Regions from separate parts of the Mus musculus genome. Here region 1 is linked to region 2. Evidence: chromatin loops called from intact Hi-C (ENCODE). Cell type or tissue: left cerebral cortex. All regions are shown on one strand. Links, peaks and the distances in the headings refer to the core of each region. The heading gives the core; the rest is flanking DNA. Region 1 holds the start of Fus (fused in sarcoma). Region 2 holds the start of Setd1a (SET domain containing 1A).

Evidence for each region. Peaks named below come from ENCODE experiments on the same cell type or tissue, not always from the same donor. Only the 100,000 strongest peaks of a DNase experiment are listed, where the experiment ranks them.
Region 1: it touches region 2 in a loop (2.9-fold over the local background); 2 of 42 quality-filtered maps call a loop at or near these places.

What each region holds. Positions count from the first base shown.
Region 1 is chr7:127,963,728-127,972,049 of GRCm38, forward strand. It overlaps Fus (fused in sarcoma), which reads left to right and starts at 3,752. Exons shown (of 15, transcript NM_139149.2): 1 at 3,752-3,850; 2 at 5,835-5,859; 3 at 5,990-6,144; 4 at 8,111-8,255. The coding sequence starts at 3,838. In left cerebral cortex, for the core only: a CTCF peak has its summit at 3,504; DNase peaks (open chromatin) are centred at 2,928, 3,490, 3,713 and 4,641; H3K4me3 peaks cover 3,100 bases; H3K27ac peaks cover 1,893 bases.
Region 2 is chr7:127,769,979-127,778,300 of GRCm38, forward strand. Orai3 (ORAI calcium release-activated calcium modulator 3) reads left to right here. Exons shown (of 2, transcript NM_198424.3): 1 at 1-238; 2 at 3,579-5,172. The coding sequence starts at 11. The coding sequence ends at 4,223. It overlaps Setd1a (SET domain containing 1A), which reads left to right and starts at 7,411. Exons shown (of 19, transcript NM_178029.3): 1 at 7,411-7,535; 2 at 8,135-8,299. The coding sequence starts at 8,150. In left cerebral cortex, for the core only: a CTCF peak has its summit at 4,192 (motif pointing right); DNase peaks (open chromatin) are centred at 611, 1,515, 4,202, 5,835 and 3 more places; H3K4me3 peaks cover 3,138 bases; H3K27ac peaks cover 3,461 bases.

The sequences.
Region 1 (8,322 bases), core at 131-8,130, 190 kb after region 2:
CCAATGCTGTGGTGAGAGTATGGAAGTCAGGGGGAAACTGTGTGGAGTTGGTTCTCTCTTTCACCATGTGGGTCCAGGGCATGGAGCTCAGTCCCCAGGCCTGGAGGAAGGAACCTCTACCTGATGGCCTGCTTTTTATCTTTCTCCTTCTTCTTTATGTATCCTTCTTTATGTATTCTCCTTCTTCTCCTTCTTCTCCTTCTTCTTCTTCTTCTCCTTCTTCTTCTTTATGTATCCTTCTTTATGTATCCTTCTCCTCCTCCTCCTCCTCCTCCTCCTTCTTCAAGATTTTATTATTATATCTAAATATACTGTAGCTGTCTTCAGCAGCACCAGAAGAGGGCATCAGATCTCATTACGGGTGGTTGTGAGCCACCATGTGGTTGCTGGGATTTGAACTCAGGACCTTCGGAAGAGCAGTTGGCACTCTTAACCACTGAGCCATCTCTCCAGCCTGATTTTTAACTTTTTAAGATAGATTTCAAGATTGTTTCGTATGAATAATTTATGAGAGAAAGGAAACCACTGCAGAACTCTGGTCCCCTCCCCCTTGTCTGTCTCTTTCTCTCTGTATATGGGGTCGGAGGGGAGAGGTTTGTAGGAGGCCAGAGGGCAACATCAGCTGTTTTCCTCTATTGTTAACTTATTGTATTTATTTACAAAAATTAAAGATTAGGTTAGAGAGATGGGTTAAGAGCACTGGCTGCTCCTCCAGAGAGGGATCAGGGTTTAATTTTTAGCACCTACATGGCAGGTCACAACTATTTGTAATCTCCAGCTTCAGGAGATTCAACATTCTCATACAGTCACATAAAATTAAAAAAAAAAATCCTAGTCGGGCGGTGGTGGCACATGCCTTTAATCCCAGCACTCGGGACGCAGAGGCAGGCAGATTTCTGAGATCGAGGCCAGCCTGGTCTACAAAGTGAGTTCCAGGACAGCCAGGGCTATACAGAGAAACCCTGTCTCGAAAAACCAAACCAACCAAACAAACAAACAAAAAAATCAACAACAACAACAACAACAACAACAACAACAACAAAATCCTAAACCATTAAAAAATAGATTGATATGTGTGTGGTGTGTGTGCCATATGTGTACAAGTGCCTTCAGGGTCCAATTTTCCAATTTTTTACCTGTAGCTGAAGTTACAGGTAGTTGTGAGTTGCATAAAGTATGTGCTGGGAATTGAAGCCAGGTCCTTTACACACTGAATAGGTGCACCATCTCTCCCGTCCTGCCTTGAACTCACAGAGATCTGCCTGCCTCTGCTAGGATTAAGGCCTGTGCCACCATCACTTTGCTATAATTTTTTTTTTTTTTTTTGGAGACAGGGTTTCTCTGTATAGCCCTGGCTGTCCCGGAACTCACTCTGTAGACCAGGCTGGCCTCAAACTCAGAAATCTGCCTGCTTCTGCCTTCTAAGTGCTGGGATTAAAGGTGTGTGCCACCACTGGCCGGCAATTTTTTTTTTTTTTAAAGAATACTTATTTATACTTATTTTGGTCAGGCCCAGTTAAAGGCAATTTACAAGCCAGGTTGTGGTGGTACACAACTTTAATTTTAGTACTTGGGAGGCAGAGGCAGGAGAAGCTCTGAGTTCAATGTCAGCTTGTTCTAACAGAGCGAGTTCCAGGATAGCCAGGGCTACACTGAGAAACTCTGTCTCCCCCCGTCCCCCAAAAGGTGGTTTACAAATGAAAAAAATCACATAATACAATCTACAGTATGCTCTCTTTCTCATATTTGTTTTTTTTCCAAGGATCTTACACTAACCTAGGCTGGGTAGAACTCACTTTAAGGTCTAAATTGGGCTTGAACTCATGGCAGGCTTCCTACTTCAGCCTCCTACTGAGCCATCACATCTGACTTATTCTTGTTTTGATTGACATGAGATTGGACTGTCCAATACTGACTGCAGGGCCTTCACATGGCAGAGTAAAATCCAATCCCTGGGCCTTCACATGGCAGAGTAAAATCCAATCCCTATTTTTTCCTTGCATCCAGGAGGAAGGCAATCTTCAGACAAGCTGCAGTCTAGAGGCTGCCTCCCTGCCTGTCCCCTGCCTGCTTCTCACCATCTCTCCACACTGTTCCGTGGGCGGGCCAGAGAGGGTTCCTAAGAGGAGGACAATGTCTATCTTTTCTCCAATGCCCCCTCTCAGGATACAGCTAACGTGGCTTCACAGAGCAGGTTCTCAGTCAAGCTTGGTCATTTTTGTTCTTCTTTTTTTTTTTAAATATCTTTTTAAAAAAAGATTTATTTATTTATTATGTAAGTACACCGTAGCTGTCTTCAGACACTCCAGAAGAGGGTGACCCCTCTCCTCTTCTGGATCTCGTTATGGATGGTTGTGAGCCACCATGTGGTTGCTGGGATTTGAACTCAGGACCTTCGGAAGAGCAGTCAGTGCTCTTAATCGCTGAGCCCTCTCTCCAACCCGTCATTTTTGTTCTTATCCACTTGGTAAACTCCCAGTAGAAATGTCATTCCCTCAGACCCATCCTAACCTACTCATTGCAAAATGAATTACCTGATCTCTGTGATCCCAGAGTCCCTGGTATTGGAATTACAGTTGGTTGTTTGCCCACATTCGGGTACTAGGAATTGAACCTGTGGTTTCTCTAGAGCAGCTGTCTCTCCAACCCCCTTGAATTTCGTTTTGTCCTTGAACTGACAAAAAGTGTTCATGCCTTTAAATGCTTTCAATCATTTCCTGTAACCAAGAAGCATTTTGTAGTTCCCCAGGCTTAGACTTTAAAGATCAGAAGGTCTGACCCTGAACTGCCTCGTACCTCATTCACATTCTTAGTCTAGCCGCTCACTGCTCTCATAAGATCCATCTCCCCTCCACCTCTGCCTAGCTCCGGGACTGGAGAGGTAGGCAGGGTCATGCACAGGCTAAACGATCGCTCTATCATTAAGCTACATTCCTCAGATTTCTTTACAAGATGATGATGGGGGAAAACCAGGACGACTGTAATTCCAGGATGCACAGGGCTAAGGCAAATAGGATCAAGGATTCGAGATCAACTGAGCGGTACTGAGAGGCCAAATTAAAAAAAAAAAGGGGGGGGGTAATTGTGGGTTTGAAGCCTCTTAAGTTGTATACATATGTGTTATTGTTGAACCAGCCTTAGGGCCATAGGGTCCAGACTAAAGCTCATCTTCTTCCAGGTTAAACGTCACAATCTATAAACCTTGTTAAGGTCTAAAGAACAGCAAGCCGAGGCATTCCTAAGTGAAAAACGAGACTGATCAGTGTGCTGTCTGTCAGGAGAGAATGTGGAGGACCAGAGCGACACTGCGTTCGACTCAGTTGCTAGGCCAGGGCAAGCGAAAGTATGCTGCATCTTCCCCAGTGAAAGTGGGGCCCAGCCGCTGGGCCGGTCGGAAGGATTTCGGTTCCCACACCCGGAGACTCCAGGCCTTGACTACACAGTTCCGCTCTCGGGCGCAGGGCCCTGGCACCGCCCCTAGCGGGAGGCCGGGTCGTACCATTCTGCCTCTAGTGGGGTAGAGGTGTGTCGAAGGCGAGCCCCGGGCGACGGACGAGAGCCACCGGCCGCAAGGAGAAAGCGCGTGCGAGTGTTTGGGAATAAAGCGAGTTCGTTTTCCCTCTTGTCTTCCTGAGCTCTCCGTATCCCCGGGGAAGGGTGGGGACCTGGGCGTGCCTCCCCCTCGCGCTTCTCCACTTGGTACGTCCCGGTGGCGCGTAGGCGGCAGGCGTACTTAAGGCGGGCGCGGGAGGCGGGGCCGCTCAGTCCTCGCGGCATCGCTTCGCGGTCGTCTGGAACTTTGTTGCTTGGCGGCCTGCGCTGCGCGCGTGCGCGGACATGGCTTCAAACGGTATGTGGGAGCGCGAGGCGGCGACGGCGCGTCCCTGCGAGGCCTCGTTCCCTCGCAGCAAGGCTTTTGGCTTTCGGCTGGGCCTGCGGTGGCGGGCGAGTGGGCTCCCCCACCTCTGGCGGGAAGCAGCGGGTGGAGGGAAGGGGAGGGCGGTGTCGCCATTTTGTTTGGCTCCCCTGGCGCCTTTGGCGCGGAGACCGTGGGTTTTCTCTCCTGGCCCGGTCACTTGAGTCGAGTGTTGAGAGAGACGCTGCCTGGCGACGTGGGGTGACCGGGGTGAGGGAGCTCTGGGTCTCCGCAGCTTCGCCCCACCCCCTCCCCTCCCTCCGTTCCCGGCCTCGCTTTGTCGCAGTGCTGCATCCGGGCACTTGGTGCGCGCACGCGCTCCTCTGGCCCCTCCCCCTTCTCGCCGCGGCCCCCCTCCCCCCCGCCAGGAGTTGGTCCGTTTTTTTTACTTTTTTCTTTTTTTCTTTCTTCTTCTTTCTTTCTTTCTTTCTTCTTCTTTTTTTTTTTTTTTTTTTTTTTTTTGTCGCGAGACCCTCGGCGGAAGACTTGTGGTCCGGTGCTGGCCTCGCCCTGCTCGCTGGGTCCCTTGGGAAGGGGCGGGGCCACCTCTTCCCGCCTCCGTGGCCGCGCAGCGGGAGCGGAAGCTCCTGGCTGGCCTGCGTGTCCGTGGGATTGGGAGGACCGCCAGGGGATGACCAACGGAGTCAGGGACCCCGGCCTGAGTTTCCCACTTCAGAGTTGAGTTTTCCTAAGGCCGGAAGGAAATCAGAGGAGTCGCTCTCCGAGGCCACACCCTCTCGCTGTCAGTTTTGTCCCAGTGCGGGGGTAGAGCTTGGGTTTCCTGCAGGGAGCTGCTGAGCTACAGCTTCCCAGATTGTTGAAAGTGCTGTCTGCTTTGGGTGCGCATGGTAGGCGGGAGCTCAGTTATTTGGAGCCACACGTCGGGAACCTTGGGAGCACCATGCCATTTGGGGGTTGGAGAGTCCCATTCTTCTAGCTGCTTCCTTGGGCTTGAACTCAACTGTGTAATAGCGCTGACTGTCAAAGTTAATCTTGACATCCGGTGATACCACCTTTCCTGTATACAGAGCTGCTGTGAAGATATAAAATGTGGTGACGTGTGTTGCAGGCCTTGGAAAGACCTGCAACAAGTCAAAAGGATTTTTAAACTTAAGGGATGATCTGTATTTTGAGTTTTTTTTTTTTTTTTTTTTTTTTTTTAAAGATTGAGCCAGGTTTGGTGGCACACACCTTTAGTTTCAGGACTAAGAGGTAGAAGTAGGCAGATCTATGTGAGTTCGAGGTGGTCTACATATTGAATTCTGGGATAGATACATAATCGAGACTTCTGTCTCAAAAAAGAAAAAAGGCAAAAAGGACATGATGTTGGATTTTTTTTTTTTGTTGTTGTTGTTTTTTTTCGAGACAGGGTTTCTCTGTGTAGCCCTGGCTGTCCTGAAACTCACTCTGTAGATCAGGCTGACCTCGAACTCAGAAATCCATCTGCCTCTGCCTCCCAAGTGCTGGGATTAAAGGCGTGCGCCACCACGCCCGGTCCGATGTGGGGCATCTTTAATCCCAGCATTTGGGAGGCAGAGGCAGATGGAGCTTTGTATGTATTAAATTGGAGGCCATCCCGGTCTACAGAGTGAGTTCTATGCAGAGAAACCCTGCCTCTAGATAGAGAACCAGTCCACCCACAGAGCTCTGTGGCTGTCATGCTTAGTGGTCGCTTGTTTAGTGGGTCCCAAGCAAGCCCTGGGTTCTACCCAGAACAAAAGTCTAAGACTTATTGGTGTCTAGAAATTTGTGCTTTCTTTGCTTTTTGTAATAAAACTTGGCCATTTTGTCTCATGAGGAACTAACTTATGCCTGTTTTTGTAGATTTGTTTCATCTGGAGTGCCTAGTACAAAAGTTGAAGAATTTATTTCTATTCTTAACTAAAATTAAGACCTTTTTCTTTCCCATCTTTTACAGACTATACCCAACAAGCAACTCAAAGGTGAGTATACTGTTTCTGGTCTGATGCTAGAAGACAGCAAGGGTGATTGATCTAACTTGAGTTTTATGTATTTCTGTATGCTTTTGTTCTTATTCTTTTAGTTGAAGATTACTGGTCTGTTTTCTTGTAGCTACGGGGCCTATCCTACCCAGCCTGGGCAGGGCTACTCCCAACAGAGCAGTCAGCCCTATGGCCAACAGAGTTACAGTGGTTATGGCCAGTCAGCTGACACTTCAGGATACGGCCAGAGCAGCTATGGTTCTTCTTATGGACAGACCCAAAACAGTGAGTTCTTAGTAGAACACATCTTCATTTCTTTATGAATGTTAACTTTTCTTAAACCTGAACAATACCGAAATTCCCACATTTTCCCTAAAGTTTTGTAGTCATTCTTTTAAAACAAAAATACTGATTTGTAATTGATTTTATATTGGACTATTTTCTTCCTGCTTACTATTTTTGTGAAAAAGCAAGTTTGCTAAAGAGAGAACCAGTTTAGAATGACGGATAGGAAGGAAATGGTCTGCTTGGGAATTCTTGAAGTTGGCTGACAATCTGTGATTCACAGAGGTGGTGCCATTTTTACCTCACAAGGGCAAAACATTTTTCTTTCCATATCAGCACATTTAAAATGTAGTTAGGGCCAGGAGTGGTGGCACACACAACTTTATCCAGCACTCTGGGAGGCAGAGGCTAGTAGATCTCTTGAATCTTGAGTTGGAGACCAGCCTGGTCTACAAGGTGAGTTCCAGGACAGCCAAGGGCTACACAGAAATCCTGTCTTGAAAAAAACAAAAACAGATTAAAATGCAGTTTGTAGGAATCTTTTGTGTTATGATTAGTGGCACAGGTGTCTAGATTTAGGACAGATAGAATGGAATTGAACCTTTATTAAACAGTGATATTAGTGACATTGAAGATGTGGAATGCTGCTGTAATCTTAGTACCTGGGATGTGGCGGTGGAGAGTCAGGGTCTTGTTCATTTAGGACTGGTTCTCAACCTTCCATTAGATGGAATTAGCTGTAACCCTTTAATACAATTCCTCATCTTGTGTGACCCCCAACTATAAGATTATTTTCCTTACTACTTTATATACTGTTAATGGTAACAGATATGTTCAAAGAAAGAGGTGTCACCTGACAGGTTGAGAACCACTGATTTAGAAGTTGAGGCAGCTTGAATTCTGTGAGACCTGTCATAAAGGATTGGGTGGGTGGGTGCAGAGATGACCTAGCAGCTGAGACTGGCCAGATACTTGACTATATATTTGAGGATGGTCTTGAGCCTTCTGATTTTCCTGCCTCCAAGTGTTGGGAGCAGAAGCACGTATTATAATACTTGCTCTTTTTGTTTGTTTGTTTTTTTGAGACAGTGTTTCTCTGGGTAGCCCTGGCTGTCCTGGAACTCACTTTGTAGACCAGGCTGGCCTTGAACTCAGAAATCTGCCTGTCTCTGCCTCCCAAGTGCTGGGATTACAGGCGTGCGCCACCACGCCTGACTATTTTTTTTTTTTTTTTTTAATACTTGGTTTGTTGAAGATCGAATGAACTTGTATGTGTGATAAGTAAACACGGTCGGCTGAACTACATCTCTAGCTCACTCCCCTTTTGCTTGAGATAGCTTCCTGATTTTGAAGATCACCGTGAAACACTGGGCTAGGTTTGTTTTAAGATTAACAAATTTGGGCTGGTGAGATGGCTCAGTGGGTAAGAGCACCCCGATTGCTCTTCCGAAGGTCCGGAGTTCAAATCCCAGCAACCACATGGTGGCTCACAACCACCCGTAATGAGATCTGACTCCCTCTTCTGGAGTGTCTGAAGACAGCTACAGTGTACTTACATATAATAAATAAATAAATCTTTAAAAAAATTAACAAATTTTAGCTGGGCGTGGTGGCGCACTTGGGAGGCAGAGGCAGGCAGATTTCTGAGTTCGAGGCCAGCCTGGTCTACAGAGTGAGTTCCAGGACAGCCAGGGCTACACAGAGAAAAACCAAAAAAAAAAAAAATTTTTTTTTTTAAATCAGGAAGTGTATTTTTTTTCCAATCTAATTCTTGCCCTGTCTCCCTCCTCTTTCTCACTAAGTAGCTGTGTTTGACCTGAACTGGATATGTAGACCAGTTTGGCCTCACACTGAACAGAGATCTGCTTCTGTCTCCCAAATGCTAGGATTAAAAATGAGCACTGCATACCTGGTCTTTTTTTTTTTTTTTTTTTTTAAATTGTACTTATAACTTTTTTCTTTGTAGCAGGCTATGGAACTCAGTCAGCTCCCCAGGGATATGGTTCCACTGGAGGCTATGGCAGCAGCCAAAGTTCACAATCTTCTTATGGGCAGCAGTCCTCCTACCCTGGCTATGGCCAACAGCCAGCTCCTAGCAGCACCTCAGGAAGGTAAGGTGGTATAGGAGAGGGGAAAGGCCAGAAGGTGTTGGTGAGCTGCTGGGTCTCGGATGGACTA
Region 2 (8,322 bases), core at 13-8,012:
TGCTCTCAGGATGAAGGGCGGCGAGGGGGACACGGGCGAACAGGCCCCGCTGAACCCGGAGGTGGACAGCCCCGCGGGCTCAGCCACGTACCGGGAGTTCGTGCACCGCGGCTACCTGGACCTTATGGGGGCCAGTCAGCACTCTCTGCGGGCGCTCAGCTGGCGCCGCCTCTACCTCAGCCGGGCTAAGCTCAAAGCCTCCAGCCGCACATCTGCTCTGCTGTCGGGCTTCGCCATGGTGAGGGGTGGGAGGGGGTACACGGGGTGGGTAAAGCACGTGGTGGGAGAAGTCAAGAAAATGGGTCCCCAGTACTGGACTGAATAAAAGGGTTTCTTTAGGATAAAAGAAGGAGCTAAGTCCCAAGGGACTGGAAAAACCCTTTATGTCGGGCACAGCTCTAGGAATATAAACAGACTGAAGATCGGTCCCAGAAATGCCGTGGAAGAAGGGAGTAAAGAGGTCAGCAGATGCAGACTGGTGGGGGGAAAGTCTGAAGTGGCTTAGTTACCAAGTCCTCGAGAGTTGAAAGGCAGTCAAAGCTGAATGAGAGCCTATATCAACCAGATCGGGGAAGGGGGATAGTGTATGTGAGAGTCATTTGACTGAAGGGCCCACCTCTCAGAAGGCACAGAGAATTGCCGGGAAAACTAAGAAACCATGAGGAAGCTGCTGGGGAAGGAAGCTGATCAGGGAGCTAGCAGATAAGTCTGATAAACTGCAGGTGTGGGAGGATAATGTCAGCTAACGGTCCCAGCAGTGGCCCCGGGAAGTGGAACTGAAGATTCCAGAGTGTGGCCTGCAGATGTGTCCTGGTTCCTCCCTACTTAGGGCCAGCTGTGCGGCCCCAAGTCGACATCCACTCCAGTTGCCATCTTTAGGAAGTTGTGACATCATAGAAGGTGCTGTCTCTGTGGTCTGCCAAGCTTTTGTCCAGGAGGATGTGGGATTCTTATGGAGACCCCCTAGAACTAGGTGTGTTAGAACAAGCTCCGCTTAGCAAAGGAGGCTCTTCTAGAACAGTGTGCTATCTAGACTACATGGAAGCTGCTGTTTAGACAAGGATGCTCCGCAGGGTATGGGTGTGGAGTGAAGCTCTGCTAGTTTCAGTTTTCTTCACACTTGGGGGGAGGGCACCCTTCATAATGTACCCTTGTGTAAATAGGCCTTGGAGGGAGCTAAGGTGAGGGCATATAAAAGTAACTTAGGTCAATACCTCCCTTTTTTCTGCAACCTCAATATCAGGACGAAAGAATCTGTAATCTTAAAGGTTGCTCTTGCTCTGTTGCTTGTAAGGGGCCCAGATTTCCCCCAAACAGCCCCATAGTTCCTGAGGACATTTGACTGAAAGGAATCAGCACCACAGAAAGAAGGGCACAGCAGCTTGTGTTTGAACCACGTGGCTCCGCCTGCTTCTAAAGGAACAGTACAGTGTGCAGCAGAAGTTGCAGAGCAGATCGTTGTGGTGTCAGTGTGAGAGGGCTTTCTCTGAGGAGCAGTAGGCTGAATGTGTAGGTTCTAGGACCGCCCCCAGTCCTGACAAAGAACCCTGGGTTGGACCCTGGGAGACACCAGAATTAAGCCTGGCCCAGATCCCTGTTTGTGAACACACCTGCCTACTATCTGCGGTGGCCCAATTCCCCAAAATACTCAGTTTTATTTTTGTAAGTACCACTGTATCCCTGCACCACAGTAATCTCGGGATCTGTAAGAAATGGGCCGGGCGTGGTGGCGCACGCCTCTAATCCCAGCACTCAGGAGGCAGAGGCAGGCGGGTTTCTGAGTTCGAGGCCAGCCTGGTCTACAGAGTGAGTTCCAGGACAGCCAGGGCTACACAGAGAAACCCTGTCTCCAAAAACCAACAAACAGAAATGGGAGATATCTTCCTAAACCCAGGTGGCCTGAAGTTAAAACATACAAATCATATTCACAGGCTGTGAATCTAGCCTAGTTCTAGTTGGTAGAGTATTTGCCTACCATTCAGGAAATCCTAGGTTCAATTTCCATTTAAACAACAACAAACATGGTATAGCGTATAGCACACCTATAATCCCAGCACTTGAGGTAATAAAAAAGAACAAACAAGGTTGTTCTTGGCTATACAGAGAGTCAAGGCTAGCCTGGGCTTCATGAAGTCCTATCTCAACAAACATTCAATGTTCAGTACCTGGTATAGTGGCAGTTGTTCATATAAGAAAAGGCATGTTAGACTGCACAGTGAGCTAGTGACAGGATTTTTGACTTCAGCAGCCTGGCTTTAAAGCCCAAACTTGTCCATCAACACAAATGTTTGCAAAGTTCAGGCTAGCTGGGTGGAGTCACGGTAGACTCCCTGACCTGTCAAACATGAGCAGCCATGATTCATCCTGCATAGTTGGCACATTGAATGCAGCCCCGGTGTGACCAGATATGACAAGCTTTTTAGATTGATCTGGAAACGTGAAGCTTATTGGAGTTTAAGAGATGGCAGTTACTACCTTCTGGGTTTTCTCTCTTTGTGCCTTAGACATTAGCATCAACTCTAACAGTCTGTGCCTGGCTCTAGTCATAGAATTTAATGTTTAGCATTAACTTTCTCACTGAGACTATTGTCCCCATTTTTCAGGTAGGAAACTGAGGGAGGCACTTGCTCAGAGATTACACAGTTGTTCAAGGTCATAGGACTGTAACCCTACTCAGGACATTGAAGTAGGGGGGTAGTGAATTTGAGGCAAGTCTGGACTAGTAGGCTGTTGTGAGGAAACTACAAATTGTAGAACTGAGAACAGACCCAAACAGCTCAAGATTTTTGCTTGCTTTGGGTCTATAGTGACTTTTCTTTCTTTTTTCTTTTCTTTTCTTTTTTTTTTTTTAAAGAGGGTCTCTATGTAGCCCTAACTGTGGCTTGGTACTCTTTAGTTCTGGGATTAAAGGCACTTGTCACTACACCCAGCAGTTTCGGGTTCTTTTTTTTTCCCCTTGGTTTTTCAAGACAGGGTTTCTCTGTGTAGCCCTGGCTGTCCTGGAACTCACTCTGTAGGCCAGGCTTCGAACTCAGAAATCCACCTGCCTCTGCCTCCCAAGAGCTGGGATTAAAGGTGTATGCCGCTGATTGGGTTGAGATGAAGTTCCAACCACTGGGAGAAGCCTAGGCTACTCTCAAACTTGAGATCCTCCTGTTTCAGCTCCCACATGCTAGAAAGCATGCAGTGCCACACCAGCCTGAGTCTGCTTTTTATTTTTTATTATGGGTTGGAGATTAAACCTAGAGTGATGTGAGTGCTAGGGCTGCTGAGTCTACTTTTTAGCCAGTATATTATAACCAGGTAAAAGCTCAGAAAAATGCCCCTTTGAGACTGAGGTGAAGTCACGCAGGAAAGCTGAGGCAGCAGGATCACAAGTTTCAGCTCAACCTGCACTACCCAGCAAGCTCCAGGCTAGCCTAAATTATAAGAGCAAGACACTACCAAAAAGGGGGCTGGGATGAGGAAAGCTGAGTATCTTCTATGCTCTAAGTTTTAGGATGTTGTAGTCATGATTCTAAACAGGCAGAGCAAAACATGTTCTAGGGACTCAAGTGTCTTCCTTCTTGTGCCCACAGGTGGCCATGGTGGAGGTACAGCTGGAGAACGATCATGAATACCCACCAGGCCTGCTGGTGGCATTTAGTGCCTGCACCACTGTGTTAGTAGCTGTGCACCTCTTTGCACTGATGGTCTCCACATGTCTGCTGCCCCATATTGAAGCCGTGAGCAACATCCACAATCTCAACTCTGTCCACCAGTCACCACACCAACGACTGCACAGATACGTGGAGCTTGCCTGGGGCTTCTCTACTGCCTTGGGTACCTTTCTCTTCCTGGCTGAAGTTGTTCTGGTGGGCTGGGTCAAGTTTGTGCCCATTGGGGCACCCATGGGTAAACCAGCTCCTGTTGTACCTATGTCCCAGGTGCCACCTGTGACTGTCTCCCTTAGTTTAGCTTCTAACCTCACACCATCCTCTGCTTCTATTACCACATCACAACAGCCTTCCAAAGCCTGTCCACCCCGGCAAGTGTGTGATAGTGCTCATGGACCAGGCTGGCAGGCAGCTATGGCCTCCACGGCAATCATGGTACCTGTGGGACTAGTGTTTATGGCCTTTGCCCTACATTTCTACCGATCCTTGGTTGCCCACAAGACAGACCGCCACAAGCAGGAGCTGGAGGAGCTCAGTCGCCTGCAGGGGGAGCTGCAGGCTGTGTAAGCCTGGCTTTAGACTGTTGCAAGCATTGCCTCAGAAACCCCAGGGATCGACAGACCTCCTTCCTTGCCCTAGGCTGGAGCCACCTCCTGTAAGCTCTGAGGTAGAGGCCAAGTACCTGCCCAGCAGCATCCCACACTCCCAGGGATGATCCCTGTCATCATGTTCTGGTGGGTTTTGTAAATTCTGCTCTGCTTGGGGAACTGTTTCAGCCTAAGGATCCTGGGTTAAATGAGAGGAAAGAGGCCCGCCTGCCTTAGTGAGATCCCTGGTGGTGCTGAGCAGTTGTTTGCTCCTCCAGGAAGGTGACATGTCTGCACAACTGTCCTCAAGGCAATCAGCCCTTGCTTATCTGTATAATCTGCTTTGCAGTTGGCATCCTGGGAGAGATTTTACAGGGCTCCTCAGATGAGCCACTTCACCCTTGGTGACTTGTGGTGGTCGTTCCACTGCCCTAGGCACTGACTGTCTGGCCAGAACTGGGAGAGGAGGAAGTATTGACGAGTGGGAGATTGTGCAGCTACTTGACAAGGGTTGGTGAGTTGGTAAGGGAGAAGATTCAGCCCTTAGAATGCAGAACTCTTCTTCAGACACTGATTTTTTTTCTTTTGTTTTGTTTTTCAAGCCAGAGTTTCACTATGTCTGTTGCTCTGGCTGTCCTGGAACACTCTCTGTAGACCAGGCTGGCCTTGAGCTCAGAGATGTACCTGCCTCTGCCTCCCATGTACAGGGATTAAAGGCATGCACCACCACCACCTGACACTGAGTTTTTGATGCACCTTGTTTTGTAAATAAAGTGTGTCTCACATATGTTCCTATGGCTATGAATGGGATGAAGGTGAAACCTTGGGTATGGTTCTTTGTTCCTAAGGGCCAGATGGAGGTAATATGCTTGATAGATGGTATGAGTCCATCAGGTGCTGACAAGATCTGATAAACTTCTGAATGTGGTAAACAGTTATTCCCAGACTAAGGCCTCTGAACTCTTGTTCCTAAACTTGGGATTTGTGTAAGCTTCTTTCTTGAATGATCCCTTCATCTTATGGGACGATTCCTAAGTTCTCTCAGTTACTCATCACAGACATTTCAATAAACAAGTTTTATATTTCCCATTTTTAAGAGGCAGCTGAGGCCAAGAGGCTAATCTGGCCCTAAGCCACAGAGTTAGTCCATGACCTCAATTACCTTTACTATGGTCAAGGGATTTCTGGGAGAGAGAGGAAGGAAATTGGTACCCTTCGATTGGGATAAATCAAAGGGACCTCAGCTCCTGTACCTTCATGTGCATCTTTTCCTCAGCCTCAGAACTTGAGAGTATAAATCCTACCGTCTAGTCGTGATAGACCTTGTACAGACTCATTTTCTTTTATTACTTGAAATGGTCAGTTAAAATGTGTAAAACCAGGCTCCAATTTTTCCTACCACTGTTATGATGGTTACAGTCAGTCTTTTGTGACAGATAGCCATCCATTCTGGAGGTATAACCTGAAACTAAGGAAAGTCAAAGGCTTGCCCAGCAGCCTATAATGAGAGGCTCTTGTAGAGGGCCACTTAAGGCATCTTCAGCTCAGAAGCCTTGGCAAGAGTGCAGTTCTTCCAGAGACCAGAGAGCCTGTATTCATTCGCTGGATGAAAAGGGTGTTGAACCTTGGGACGATCTCAGTTTTGGGTTCCCAAGTGAAGCTTGAACGAGGTCTGTCCTTAAGTTTCGCAGCGGGATCCTATGAGCATAGGTAGCCCTTGCCTAAAAACTGCTCAAGAATAACCGGGTTACATCAGACCTTTACTTTTTATAGGATCTACTTAAGGGTCTTTATGTTTCTTTTAAGCTCAACAGAACCCTGATTTTAACCACTGAACATTTTTTTTTTTTTTTTTTTTTTTTTTTTTTTTGAGACAGGGTTTCTCTGTGTAGCTCTGGCTGTCCTGGAACTCACTCTGTAGACCAGGCTGGCCTCCAACTCAGAAATCCACCTGCCTCAGCCTCCCAGGTCCTGGGATTAAAGACGTGTACCACCACTGCTCGGCTCAGAAGGAACATTTTAAAACTAGCCCAAGGGAGGTGTAACTAGGGTACTGGCCTAACACGCAGAAAGCCCTGAGTTAGATCTCCCAGCATGCTATAAACCGGTTATGGTGTGCACACCTGTAATTCCGGTACTCAGGAAATAGAGGCAAAAGGATCTGGAGTTCGAGGCCATCCTCCGTTATATAGCAAGTTCGATGTCATGCTGTCTGAAAAACAACAGGAGCCCGAATATAAAAGCGGGAAGGAACCGATCATTTCACTCTGTGCGTCGGTAGGCAAAGCGCCTGAGTCACCCCTCCTGGTTGTATTTTTCCACCTCCCACCCCTCCCAGGTTTTGGTGGATTCTAAGGGAAGCAGCCCGTTACGCCGGGCTCCGCACGCCTGGCCACGCCTCTCTCGTTAGCCCCGCCCACAACCGGATCGGCAGATTCGCTACCCGACTCCTTAGGATTATTTGGGCAGCTTTTCTTGTCTGAAAATTTTCAGGAAACGCCGAGAAGACTTCTTCCTTGTAACCATTTCGCACTAAGTAGGAAGTGTGCTGTTCCTTGAGTCGTTCTACTGAAAAAAAAAAAAATCCAGGACTAGAGGTCGACTCTGCCAACAGGGCTTGGCGAGCCAGGCGTCATTTTCTTGACTCTACAGCAGGTGAGAAGAGGTGACGGCCAAAGCCCAGGACGGTGGCGAATCTGCACTGCAGCCTCATAGGCATTCGGGCTGCGCAAGGAAGGGGCAGGGAAGAGGAGCCGAGGAGCGCGCATCCTGTCCACTCATTCGCCCCGCCCGCCTCGCGAATCTGCGTCGTTGGACGCGCCACTCAAATCTCCCGAGCTCTGGCTGGCGTCCTCCCCCTCGCTCCGCCCCCTTCCCTCAGGGGCTCGTCGCAGCTTTCGTCGCCGCCGATTCGCCAGGAACCCCAAGGCCGGAGCAGCTGGATCAGGGTGGTGCGGTCCACTCTCCGGGGAATGCGGCCCATCTTCAGGCTCCCTGGGCTACAACTCCCGAGCCTCGCAGGGCGCCGGCCGAGGCAAGGCCGCTACCCTCGGCCCCGTGGATCGCTCCGCAGTCCTTGTAGCGAAAGTGCGGATGCAGACGCTGTGCCCGCTGGGCCTCGCGCAGGTGGCGGTGGTGTTTGGTGCGCGCGCCGGGGAGGTGGTGGTGGGGGGGCGCCGCCGCCGCCACCGCTGCGGGGCCGGGTCTCGCGCTGCCGCCGCCGCCGCCGCCGCCTCACGCCGCTGAGGTGCTGCGCGCGGTGGGGGGAGGGTGAGCCGCTCGCCACGAGCGGGTGAGTAGGGCCCCGGCGCGCGTGCGCGCCGACGGGGTGGGGGGGGTGGACGACACCGAACGCGCCCGGGCGGGAGGAGAGGGCAGCGGCGCGCGTTACCTCCCCCCACCCCCCCGCCTGGATTCAGGGACCGAAGCTGGGTCTCAGATTCGGTCTCGCGGTGTTTCCAACGCCCCGAAGAGGTGCCACCTCTGGTTCGGAGGATCGGGGCGCGGGGACGCGAGCGGCTGTGTGGGAGCGGGAGCGGGGCTCGGCCCGGGCCGCTTGGCCGGTGAGGAGGCGGGAGGGGGCGGGGCCTGCGAGGGGACGGGGGAGGGGTCTTGCGTGGAGGCCAAGTGGGGCGCGCTGGGGAGAGCGGGAAGGTAAGGGGGCGCGAGATGGGCCTGGGCCCTGAGGGTAGAATTGGGGATGGAGAGGAATGGAGTGCCATAGTGAGCCCAGCTCCTCAGGGCAAGATCTGAGGGAGCCACGGGTCATGCTGAGGTGTCGGGGACTGGACTGATGTGAGACCCTGGAATCGGGGCTAGACATTGAGGGGACAGCAAGGGAGTCAGGCCTAAGTCGTGGACTCCCATTCCGTATCCCTCTTTTCCTGACAGTGTAAATGAGCAAAGATGGACCAGGAAGGTGGGGGAGACGGGCAGAAAGCCCCGAGCTTCCAGTGGCGGAACTACAAGCTCATAGTGGATCCTGCTTTGGACCCTGCTTTGCGCAGGCCTTCCCAGAAGGTGTACCGCTATGACGGAGTCCACTTCAGTGTCAGTGTGAGTGCCCTCGAGCCTTTCTT